2 separate regions of the Homo sapiens genome follow, and region 2 is linked to region 1. A link is a loop called in an ENCODE intact Hi-C map of the cell type or tissue named here. Cell type or tissue: heart left ventricle. All regions are shown on one strand. Each heading gives the region's core, and the rest is flanking DNA. Links, peaks and the distances in the headings are about the cores only.

Evidence for each region. Hi-C counts contacts between places; a loop is a spot of excess contacts. Peaks named below come from ENCODE experiments on the same cell type or tissue, not always from the same donor. Only the 100,000 strongest peaks of a DNase experiment are listed, where the experiment ranks them.
Region 2: a loop joins it to region 1, with 4 times the contacts of the local background. A loop is called at or near these places in 5 of 110 quality-filtered maps.

What each region holds. Positions count from the first base shown.
Region 1 is chr15:33,151,905-33,157,396 of GRCh38, reverse strand. FMN1 (formin 1) reads left to right here. Exons shown (of 21, transcript NM_001277313.2): 4 at 2,352-4,349. The coding sequence starts at 2,483. Among named protein-coding and RNA genes, the nearest start is that of FMN1, 40 kb to the left of the region's middle. In heart left ventricle, for the core only: no CTCF peak of the experiment used is centred there; DNase peaks (open chromatin) are centred at 2,426 and 3,656; H3K27ac peaks cover 348 bases.
Region 2 is chr15:33,224,558-33,229,820 of GRCh38, reverse strand. No RefSeq gene overlaps it. Among named protein-coding and RNA genes, the nearest start is that of FMN1, 32 kb to the right of the region's middle. RefSeq lists an enhancer at 3,044-3,093. In heart left ventricle, for the core only: a CTCF peak has its summit at 3,018 (motif pointing left); no DNase peak of the experiment used is centred there.

The DNA of each region.
Region 1 (5,492 bases), core at 245-5,244:
ATATAAGTGTATATGTGCTCAGTATATACAAATTCCCTCTCTTAGGGAATAGAATACGCAGTCATATTCCTATTTGAAATTACAGCATAAACTGTGACTTTGAACAGATTCTGAATTTTTTTTTTTTTTTTTTGAGATGGAGTCTCACTCTGTCACCAGGCTGGAGTGCAGTGGCGCGATGTCAGCTCACTGCAACCTTGGCCTCCTGGGTTCAAGGGATTCTCGTGCCTCGGCCTCCTGAGTAGCTAGGATTATAGGCATGCACCACCACACACAGCTAATTTTTGTATTTTTAGTAGAGACGGGGTTTACCATGTTGGCCAGGCTGGTGTCGATCTCCTGACCTGGTGATCTGCCCACCTCGGCCTCCCAAAGTGCTGGGATTACAGGCGTGAGCCACCATACCCAGCCAATTCTGAAAATTTTTAACACTCCTCCCCCAACATCACACACTACTCCTAATCCATGGGAATTGAGGAGATGAGAACAGCTAGAGGAAAATGATGCTTGAAGAGAGAGGAGAGCATTCTATTTTTCCAAAACTCAGCATAGCTCATCTGCTGCTTCCCTTCAGTTTGTCTGAGAATTCATTAATTGAACTCCTAATGCTTAGTGCTCAGCGGATATTGACAGCTTTGCAATTGCTTTTATTACTGATTATTATAAATTACACAATAAGAGACTACCTCCTAAGTGAGTTCTTGGACACATGCAGCGAGTTTTTACCAATAATTATTAAGTATCCCTACACATGTGCATCTTTAGAAAATGCTAGCAATAAGCATTTTAGAAAAGTTTTAAAAATACGGCCGGGAGCAGTGGCTCACACCTATAATCCCAGCACTCTGAGAAGCTGAAGTGGGAGGATCGCTTGAGTCCAAGATTTCCAGACCACCCTGGGAAACATGGCAAAAGGCTGTTTCTACAAAAAAAAAAAATACAAAAAAACTAGCTGGGTGGTGGTGGCACGTGCCTGTAGTCCCACCTATTCGGGAGGCTGAGGCAGGAGGATCACTTGAGCCTAGGATGTTGAGACGGCAGTGAGCCATGTTTGCACCACTGTACTCCAGCCTAAGCGACAGAGCAAGAACCCATCTAAAAAAAAAAAAAAAAAAAAAAAAAACTACTTGAGTGAGAACAGCCCCATATACAATTGTGAAAGAGGCAAGGCCTCTCCTGGTCTCCTGGCATTCTGGTTTGACCAGATATCTGCAATTTTCATAACTGTCATTTTATCACTCTCTTCCTCAAGGAGTTACTTTTACCAGACTCTTCCTCCTTTCTCTCTTCCTTCACTCAAAATATACTTTTATGTAGCTTTTTTGCTATTTAGAAGCAGTTAGAAAAAACCTGAGGAAAATAATTCACTAAAGATATCAAGGGCTAATGAATAGTTATTGTGTTATCATTCCCAGGGTGTGGGCGGTGCTTGTTTTAAGCAAGGAAGGCTTGAAGACTGGGCAATAGCTTAAGAAACTAGAAATATAGAGTTTGTGTGTGGGGATGGTAGCCACAGAGACATTTCTGAGGTCCCTCATATCACACAAGGAAGCAGCCACCTTCACTAATTATGTGACATTTCAGCCGTTTCTGTGGTGACATCATTGAAAAATCTGTACAGGGCCAGCCGTTCCTTATAGATTTTTTGCTGTTCCTCTGTCATTCCATTTGGCTTCGAATAGACAACAGGAAGGAAAAAAGAAGGCAATACAACAACAAAAAATAAATAAAAAAGAAAACAGCAAAACTTGATTAAGACTTGAGTTATTTAAATTTTAAACTTTTACATTGAAATTTTTACTGTTGACACCAAATTTGGGGCCTAAGATCTTTCCTCACATTGTGTTTTAAGTTGAATCGATAATTTGAGCTCAGATCTTGAAGGTGGTTTTTAGAGGGTAAAAAGGCTTGATCGATCTACCTTTGCAAAGTAATATTCCAAATATGAGTTATGAAAATGGCTGTGTTTTCTAAGGATCTCAAAGCCCCCTAGATAAGGACTTCTGGGAGTTATGATAGCTCTATTTTACAGAAGAACATAAACCAAGGTCTAGAGAAGTTGAGAGACCTGATCCAGGCTGCACAGTGAGTCCCCATGTAGGGAAAGGGAACTTTTGTCCTGGGGGTGAAATGAGAGGACTTTCCCATCTCTCAGTTATACAAAAGTTCTACTGATCAGGAGTAGGGTGGGAGTGAGGAAGAGATTGAAATCTGGCTGTTGTCTGATTCCTTGAGTTGTTGAGGTCAGCCACAGAGGAAGGATAAGTCATGGTTATGCTTTGATTTTATGTTGGTGTGTGATTTATGCACTCTGTTAGACAAGCTGCTTTCTTCCCCTGTTCCTCTAACAGGCAGTCTCATTGCTGGAGATGACTGTCAGCTGCTTTCTCTGCATAGCCACCATCACATGCCTCACCACTGGAGCCTGGGAAGCCTGACCACAAACCGGCATCTCCAAGGCATGAATAATTAGGTAGGCATAATGGAAGGCACTCATTGTACCCTCCAATTGCATAAGCCCATTACGGAACTCTGCTACATCAGCTTCTGTCTTCCAAAGGGGGAAGTCAGAGGATTTTCATACAAGGGCACTGTAACTCTAGACAGATCCAATAAAGGTTTTCATAACTGCTACCAAGTCAGGGAGGAGTCAGACATCATCAGCCTCAGCCAGGAGCCGGACGAACATCCAGGCGACATATTTTTCAAGCAGACTCCCACGAAAGACATTCTAACTGAGCTGTACAAACTCACAACAGAGAGGGAGAGACTGCTAACCAATCTCCTGAGCTCAGACCACATCCTGGGGATCACGATGGGGAACCAGGAGGGGAAGCTGCAAGAGCTGTCCGTGAGCCTGGCCCCCGAGGATGACTGTTTCCAGAGTGCTGGTGACTGGCAGGGAGAGCTCCCCGTGGGCCCTCTCAATAAGAGGAGCACCCACGGGAACAAAAAGCCTCGGAGGTCTAGTGGAAGGAGAGAGAGCTTTGGGGCCCTTCCACAGAAGAGGACCAAAAGAAAAGGGCGTGGAGGCCGAGAATCAGCTCCTCTGATGGGCAAGGACAAGATCTGTTCCAGCCACTCCCTTCCTCTTTCTAGAACAAGGCCTAACCTTTGGGTACTAGAGGAGAAAGGAAATCTGCTCCCGAATGGGGCACTTGCCTGCTCCCTGCAGAGGAGAGAGAGCTGCCCCCCAGATATTCCCAAGACGCCAGACACAGACCTTGGCTTTGGGAGCTTTGAGACGGCTTTCAAGGACACTGGGCTTGGAAGAGAAGTGCTGCCCCCTGACTGCAGCTCCACAGAGGCAGGAGGGGATGGCATTCGGAGGCCGCCGAGCGGGCTGGAGCATCAGCAAACAGGTTTGTCTGAAAGTCACCAGGACCCTGAGAAGCATCCAGAGGCAGAAAAGGATGAGATGGAGAAGCCGGCTAAGCGGACTTGCAAGCAGAAACCTGTCTCCAAAGTGGTGGCCAAAGTTCAGGACCTGTCCTCCCAGGTACAAAGAGTAGTTAAAACGCATTCTAAGGGTAAGGAGACGATTGCCATTCGCCCAGCAGCCCACGCTGAGTTTGTACCCAAAGCCGACTTGCTCACCCTCCCGGGAGCTGAGGCTGGGGCTCATGGCTCCAGGCGGCAGGGCAAGGAGCGGCAAGGGGATAGGTCATCGCAGTCGCCAGCCGGGGAAACAGCCTCCATTTCTAGTGTGTCGGCCAGTGCCGAGGGGGCCGTGAACAAGGTCCCCCTGAAGGTGATAGAGAGTGAGAAGTTAGATGAAGCCCCTGAGGGGAAAAGACTGGGCTTCCCTGTCCACACGAGTGTCCCTCACACTCGCCCAGAAACGAGAAACAAGAGGAGAGCCGGGTTGCCCCTTGGTGGCCACAAGTCCTTGTTTCTGGATCTGCCCCACAAAGTAGGTCCTGACTCCTCACAACCCAGAGGTGATAAGAAGAAGCCATCCCCACCAGCACCGGCAGCTCTTGGCAAGGTGTTTAATAATTCAGCCTCGCAGTCCAGCACACACAAACAGACGTCACCTGTTCCCTCGCCTCTGTCTCCAAGGCTCCCCAGCCCTCAGCAGCATCACAGGATCCTCCGGCTCCCTGCATTGCCTGGTGAGAGGGAAGCTGCTCTTAATGACTCTCCTTGTAGAAAGAGCCGTGTCTTCTCTGGGTGCGTCTCTGCTGACACCTTGGAGCCACCATCCTCTGCAAAGGTCACGGAGACCAAAGGAGCCAGCCCGGCCTTCCTCAGAGCAGGCCAACCTCGGTTGGTGCCTGGGGAAACTTTGGAAAAGAGCTTGGGGCCAGGGAAGACCACAGCTGAGCCCCAGCACCAGTCACCTCCAGGTTAGTCTCTGTTTAAGATGCTTTGAATCTATTCTTGGCTGATTGGGGAACTATCAGTCTGCCTGTGCTACTTAGAAACTGACTGATTAACAATGGACCAAAATTCCTAGGCCTATTACTTCACTTTGTAGCAAGAAAACGGGGAGTGGAACAGCGGGGTGTGGAGATGATTAGGATGGTTTTGACCTAGTGGTTCAGAGGTATAGTTGCTTCCAGGACTTTGTGAATGTCTTTTATTTCTTTCTTTTTTTTTTTTTTTGGCATCCTCTAAAGTTACTTCTGTGGTTGCGTAACAGTGACTCTCAAAGGAAAACAGGAACAGGCAGAGAGAAGTGGTAACTTGTCCCTGCCTTTGATGGTAACACTGGGTAATTGGCCTCTTGACCTAAATTCTGCCATTCATGCTGCTGGAGTCATTCTAGGGATTCTCTAAGCAGAAGTGCAAAAGTACGCTGTGTCTTCACTTATGTCTGTAGTTAGAGGTTTTTGTTTGTTTGTTTTTAGTAATCATCTCGATAAGTGCTATTATTTTATGACAAAAACTTTTGTGTTTTAACAGAACAGGAAGGAATTCAGTCTAATTTGAAGAAACTTGGTTCAAAGTTTTCTTTTTTTACAGTTTTTAAATTTCCCAAATAAGCACAAATTGACTTTATTCCGTAGGTATCTTTTACTTATGGGTTGTTACTGTTACTGGTATAGCATCATTTCTTATGTAAAAGGTGCTAAAGAGCTCATTTGACTTACATACTTAATGTGATTTAAAATGTTACATGAAAATAATTTTGTGGATTCAATAGGACCAAAAAAGACTGTGTAAAAGAAGCACTGCTCTGGTATTCATTACATTTTCTAGGCTGTTGTGGCCAGAATCTCAGGGTTTTATATGCCATTGTGCAGGTTATGTGTTCTTTTTCAGAGCTCCTCTAACAGCATGTGGGCAATGCTTTTTCTAGGGAATAGCTCCTAATATGATAGACAGTCTCTTACAGGTTAGAGCAAACATCAAGTGCAATTTTTGAGATAAAAAATATCTATCTAGGGAAGAGGAGCTTCAAAGCTTTTTGGTCATTTTGAACTTGTGAAATTTTATAAATCTCTCTAGATCATTGATCCAGGGGGTAGAGCTTTAAAAATGTGGTA
Region 2 (5,263 bases), core at 264-5,263, 72 kb before region 1:
AACCTCCACCTTCTGGGTTCAAGCAATTCTCCTGCCTCAGCCTCCTTAGCAGGTGGGATTACATGGATGTGCCACTACCACAGCTAGCTTTTTTTTTTTTTTAGTGGAGACGGCATTTCAACATGTTGGCCAGGCTGGTCTCTAACTCCTCACCTCAAGTGATCTGCCCGCCTCAGCCTCCAAAAGTGCTGGGATTACAGGCATGAGCCACTGCGCCCAGCCGTCAACTGAAGAAGAGTGAGGGCATTGAATTCAGGGCTAACCAGGAAGCTAAAGTAATCCTTTGAAAGATGACTCCACCAAGAGCAGCCTTGTCTGAGTTGGCTGTCGGGGTAGGCATGTAAGGCTTTATTTCTCACACATAACCATGACCTTCTCAGGCAATAATTTTTAGTATAAAATAACTGGACTTGGGGAATCCCAACCCACTCCAGGGGTGACATTATTCCCTGCAGGTTGCTCTCTTGTAAGGCCCATTTGAAATGTTCATGGTTGATCTTTATCCCACACAACATACATATTTACTGGTTAGGTTTTCATCAGCTCCTTTGAAATCCTTGTCTTTACACTAAGGTCATCACCCTTTGTGTGTGAGTGTCAGCTTAAAAGACCATCAGTTGCCCCCTGAATAAACTGAATGTTTGTGTCTCCCCAAAATTCACATGCTGAGATTAAAATCCCCAATGTGATGGTATCTGGAGGTGGGGCCTTTGGGAGGTAATTGGGTGATGGGGGCAGAAGGATTAGTGCCATTACAAAAGGGACCTCAGGGAGCTCCCTTGCTCCTTCTGCCATGTGAGTACAAAGCAAGAAAATGGTCATCCATGAACCAGAAAGCAGGAAAATCAGAAATCAAATCTTCTGGTACCTTGGTCTTGGACTTTCCAACCTCCAGAACTATGAGAAATTAATTTCTGTTGTTTATAAGCTGCCCAGTCTATGATACTTTGTTATATAGCAGGCCAAACAGATGAAGATATCCCCTCTTGGGGTTCAATGAGTTTGAATCCTGAAGGGTCTGTGGTCTCCAAACTCAAGAGCTTCCAGCTCTGTGGCAGGGCCCATGAACAGGCAGGTCCTTCTCCATTTTCTTGGGCTGTAAAAGCCTTCCTTTCCAGGCTGCTATCCCATGGCTCTCAGCTGGCAAATCTGCCCCAGTGTGGGGTCATCTATCCTTAGCCAGCAGAGGGATGATTTTCCAGTAGTGTAAATAGGGTGATCCCCTGCTTGGAGGTTGGGATTTATTTTTCTTTTGGAGGGTTTTTCAGTAGATTGGTGAAGTCTGAATCTAACTTAAGGATTTTCAGATCCTGAATTTATCAGCCCCACTGAGCAGACACAGAAGAGTGGAGAGAGCTATAGCAGTGTCTTTCAGCAGTTCTTAGGAGTTCAGGGGTGGAAAGATGGGGCGAGGGCGAGGGCTAGGGCCGTGTGGTGGATGGGGAAAGTCTAAGAGAGTCTGATGGGCAAGGAAATAGATTTCCTGGATATGAATCCTTGCCTTTGCTAGAATTTCTCTGCTGAAAATGTAGGTGGTTAGGAGATTTCCTACCTTCCAGGTCAGCTAAACCTGGAACTACATTTACAGTCAACTTTAAACAAAACCCCCTGACAGTTTACACCCTACACAGTCCACAGTCAGTACTGTAGTCTGGAAATAAGAGATGAATCTAAGGTTTGGATGCTGAAAGATTCACCTGTCTCTCCAGGCATGGTCTGAGTATTTCTAATCTAGAGAATTTATAAGTCAACAATGGGCCTGAAATATAGTCTTCCAGTGACTTCTCATGTAATGGAAAACTCATCTTCTCCCCAAGGTTTTATCCTACTGGGAAGATCACCAGTGATCAATCTTAAAAGAGAAAATGTCCATTAGGAATTTTTATGTCCCTTCACCTGCATTACTTTGCTAGGAAAAATAGGCATGAGAGGATTGTATATTTTATTATATAATCCTACTTCAAAAGAGTTTATATTCTATTCACAAGGAAAAAGGAAAGTACTAACAAATGCAAAGAAGCATGAGGGAAGTGTCATCAAGATAATACAAAAAGGCTCAAAGGAAAAAGATGAACAAAAAGGAGCTAATGGGAGAGGTGTCATTTGATACAGGAATTGACCAAGAGATATGATTTCAACTCATGGAGATGGAGGAGGAAGGGCCTTCTAACTGAGGAAAGGTAAAAGACGGAAATTAAAATGTGCCCTCAGGCTTTAAATATCTTAATTGCCTGGGGGAGAGGCTAGAGGTAAATTGATCCTTCGATTATTTGGAGTTCATTATCCCAGCAGAGAAAGTCTTACAGCAGCTTACTTGATTACTAGTTGTTCAAGAAACTTTATTTATTATCCACTTATATCTGGTATGCAAGAAAGAGTTTAAAAGAATCAATAAACTTTGGTCTCCAGTGGATTAGGTATTGACACGACTGCGGAAGAAGAGAAAGTACAAGATAGTCCTGAGGGCTCCCCAAGGGTAAACCTTCTAAATGTTTAAACCTTCAAAACCATTGATTCCCAGAAATACTCAGAACAAAGTGAAGTATTTGCAAGAGAGAGAGAGAGAAAATTTTGTGGGCCTCCGGAAGAGGAATCCTGTTACTTCCTTTATAGCTGATTCTCAACCCTAGTAACACATCAGAATCACCCAGGGACAGTTTAAAATATTCATGCCTGGGCCCCAACTCCAGATATCTTGATTTTATTTAGGGGTATTGGTATCTTTGAAAAGCTCCTCCAGGTGATTCCATCACTAGATAGAACGTCTTGACTGTGAGTTTTCCAGGTTCTTGGCGTATTGAACAAAGAATTGAACAAAATGCACAAACAAAGCAACAAAAGAAGCAACAAAAGACAAAATAAAAGAGTAGAGTAATAAAGGCATAAATTTATTGAAGATGCAAAAGTACGATTAACAGAGTGGGAGCAGACTTGAGCAAGTGGCTCAAGAGCCTCCCTATTGCAATGCTCCCCAGGGTATTTATAAAGCCAAAAGAACTTGGCAATACCCCTAGGTGCCCTCTAGAGGCCTCCAACTGGTGGCAGTCTATGAAAAATTGACCTGAGGCCAATCAGAGTCTGAAGTGGAAACTTCTGTCTTGTTATCACAGGAAGGAGGATGTGGCTTGTATGCTGCCCAATCTTGGCTAGAACTGCCTGCACCTGCTGTTCTTTTGCTTATGCCTTAATCTTTGGTTACCCTAATTCCCTTTTCTCCTGCCTTAATTCCAATGTACAGCCAAGGCTGCAAACCACTGCTCTGAAAGCACTTTTGGTAACCTCCAGACTCCTTATATAAAGACAAGAGAGAACTGGGGAGAGTTATTTCCAAATTGGGAAAATTCCTTCTATGTAGGAAGAAAAAGTGGACCTTAATATGAAGCCACCCTTCCTGATTATTTTTTCATATTTGTAGCTGCTTTGGCATCTTCAGCCTTGAATTCCAACTGGGTCTGTATTTGCTCCTACCTACCTTACATTGATTATAACAGTCTCTTTAATATATTGGGTTCTTCCCACTACGTGGAGAGAATATAGAAATCAGGGTAAAGCTACAAATTGCCCCTTTCCCGACATGGTAGGCTGAATAACAGCCCCCCCAAAGATGTTGTCAGCCCAGGCAGCCATAATAAAATACCATAAACTATCAAATATTTATTTTTCACGGTTCTGGAGATTGGAAATACAAGATCAGGGTGCCAGCAGGGTTGAGTTAAGGTGAGAGCCCTCTTCTGGGTTGCAGGCTGCTAACTTGTATCCTCACACAGAGGAAAGAGCTGGCTGGCTCTCTGGCCTGTTCTTATAAGGGCACTAATCCTCAAGGGCTCTGCCTTCATGAACTAATTACCTCCCCAAAGCCCCACACACAAATACCATCACAGTGAGATTAGAGTCTTAACATAGGAATTTTAGAGGGAACACATTCAGTCCATTGCAAATGTGACAACATAGAATCCAGAACATGTGAATATGTTCCCTCCTGTGGGCCTCTGCAGAGGTGATTAATGATTTTAAGATGGTGAGAGTCCCTTGAATTTTCCAGGTGAGCCCAGTGTGATCACAAAGGGGAAAGGAGAATCGGAGTTTAAGAAGGTATGACAACAGAAGCAGAGATTTGAGTGATACAAGTGCTGGCTTTGAAGAAAGAAGCCAGCCTCTTGGCCATGGACCAAGAAAGGCAGACAGCCTTGAGAAGCTGCTAAATATCTTACACACATTATCTTACTTAATCTTTGCAATGACCCTATTCCCCAGGTCCCTTCATTACCCTCATTTCATGGAGGAAGAGCCAGAGACTCAGAGTTAAGAATTGTTTTCCTGGCCAGGTGCAGTGGCTCACACCTGTAATCCCAGCACTTTGGGAGGCTGAGGTGGGTAGATCACTTGAGGTCAGGAGTTCGAGACAAGCCTGGCCAATATGGTGAAACCCCGTCTCTACCAAAAAATACAAAAATTAGCCAGGCGTGGTGGCGTGTGCCTGTAGTCCCAGCTACTCAGGAGACTGAGGCAGGAGAATCACTTGAACCTGGGAGTTGGAGGTTACAGTGAGCTGAGATCATACCACTGCATTCCAGCCTGGGCAACAAAGTGAGACTCCGTCTCAAAAAAAAAAAAAAAAAAAGTGTGTTTCTAGAAGCTAAAATGCCACTAAGTATAAAATGCAACATTATATGTGCCACTAAGAAAAATGACTGCTAATTAAACTATGATATGTCATCAACAAACATAACACATGCCATTTCTCATTTAAAAACTATAAAATAAATGAAATCCATTTTTCCATGTGATGACTTATATTGCACGGTAGGAAAATCAAATATCAAATTCTTTCAGCCAGGCGCAGTGGCTCACGCCTATAATCCCAGCACTTTGGGAGGCCGAGATGGGCAGATCACCTGAGGTCAGGAGTTTGAGACCAGCCTGGCTAACATGGTGAAACCCTGTCTCTACTAAAATTACAAAAATTATCTGGGTGTGGTGGCTGACGCCTGTAATCCCAGCTACTCAGGAGGCTGAGACAGGAGAATCATTTGAACCCAGCAGGCAGAGTTTGCAGTGAGCCAAGATGATACCACTGTGCTCCAGCCTGGGTGACAGAGTGAGACTCTGCTTCAAACACACACACACACGCACACACACACACACACACACACACACAAATTATTTTAAAAATTGTATTTATTGTAGGTTCACAGGGTACATGTCCAGGTATGTTTCATGGGAATATTGTACAATGGTGGGGTTTAGGCTTCTGTTGAAACCA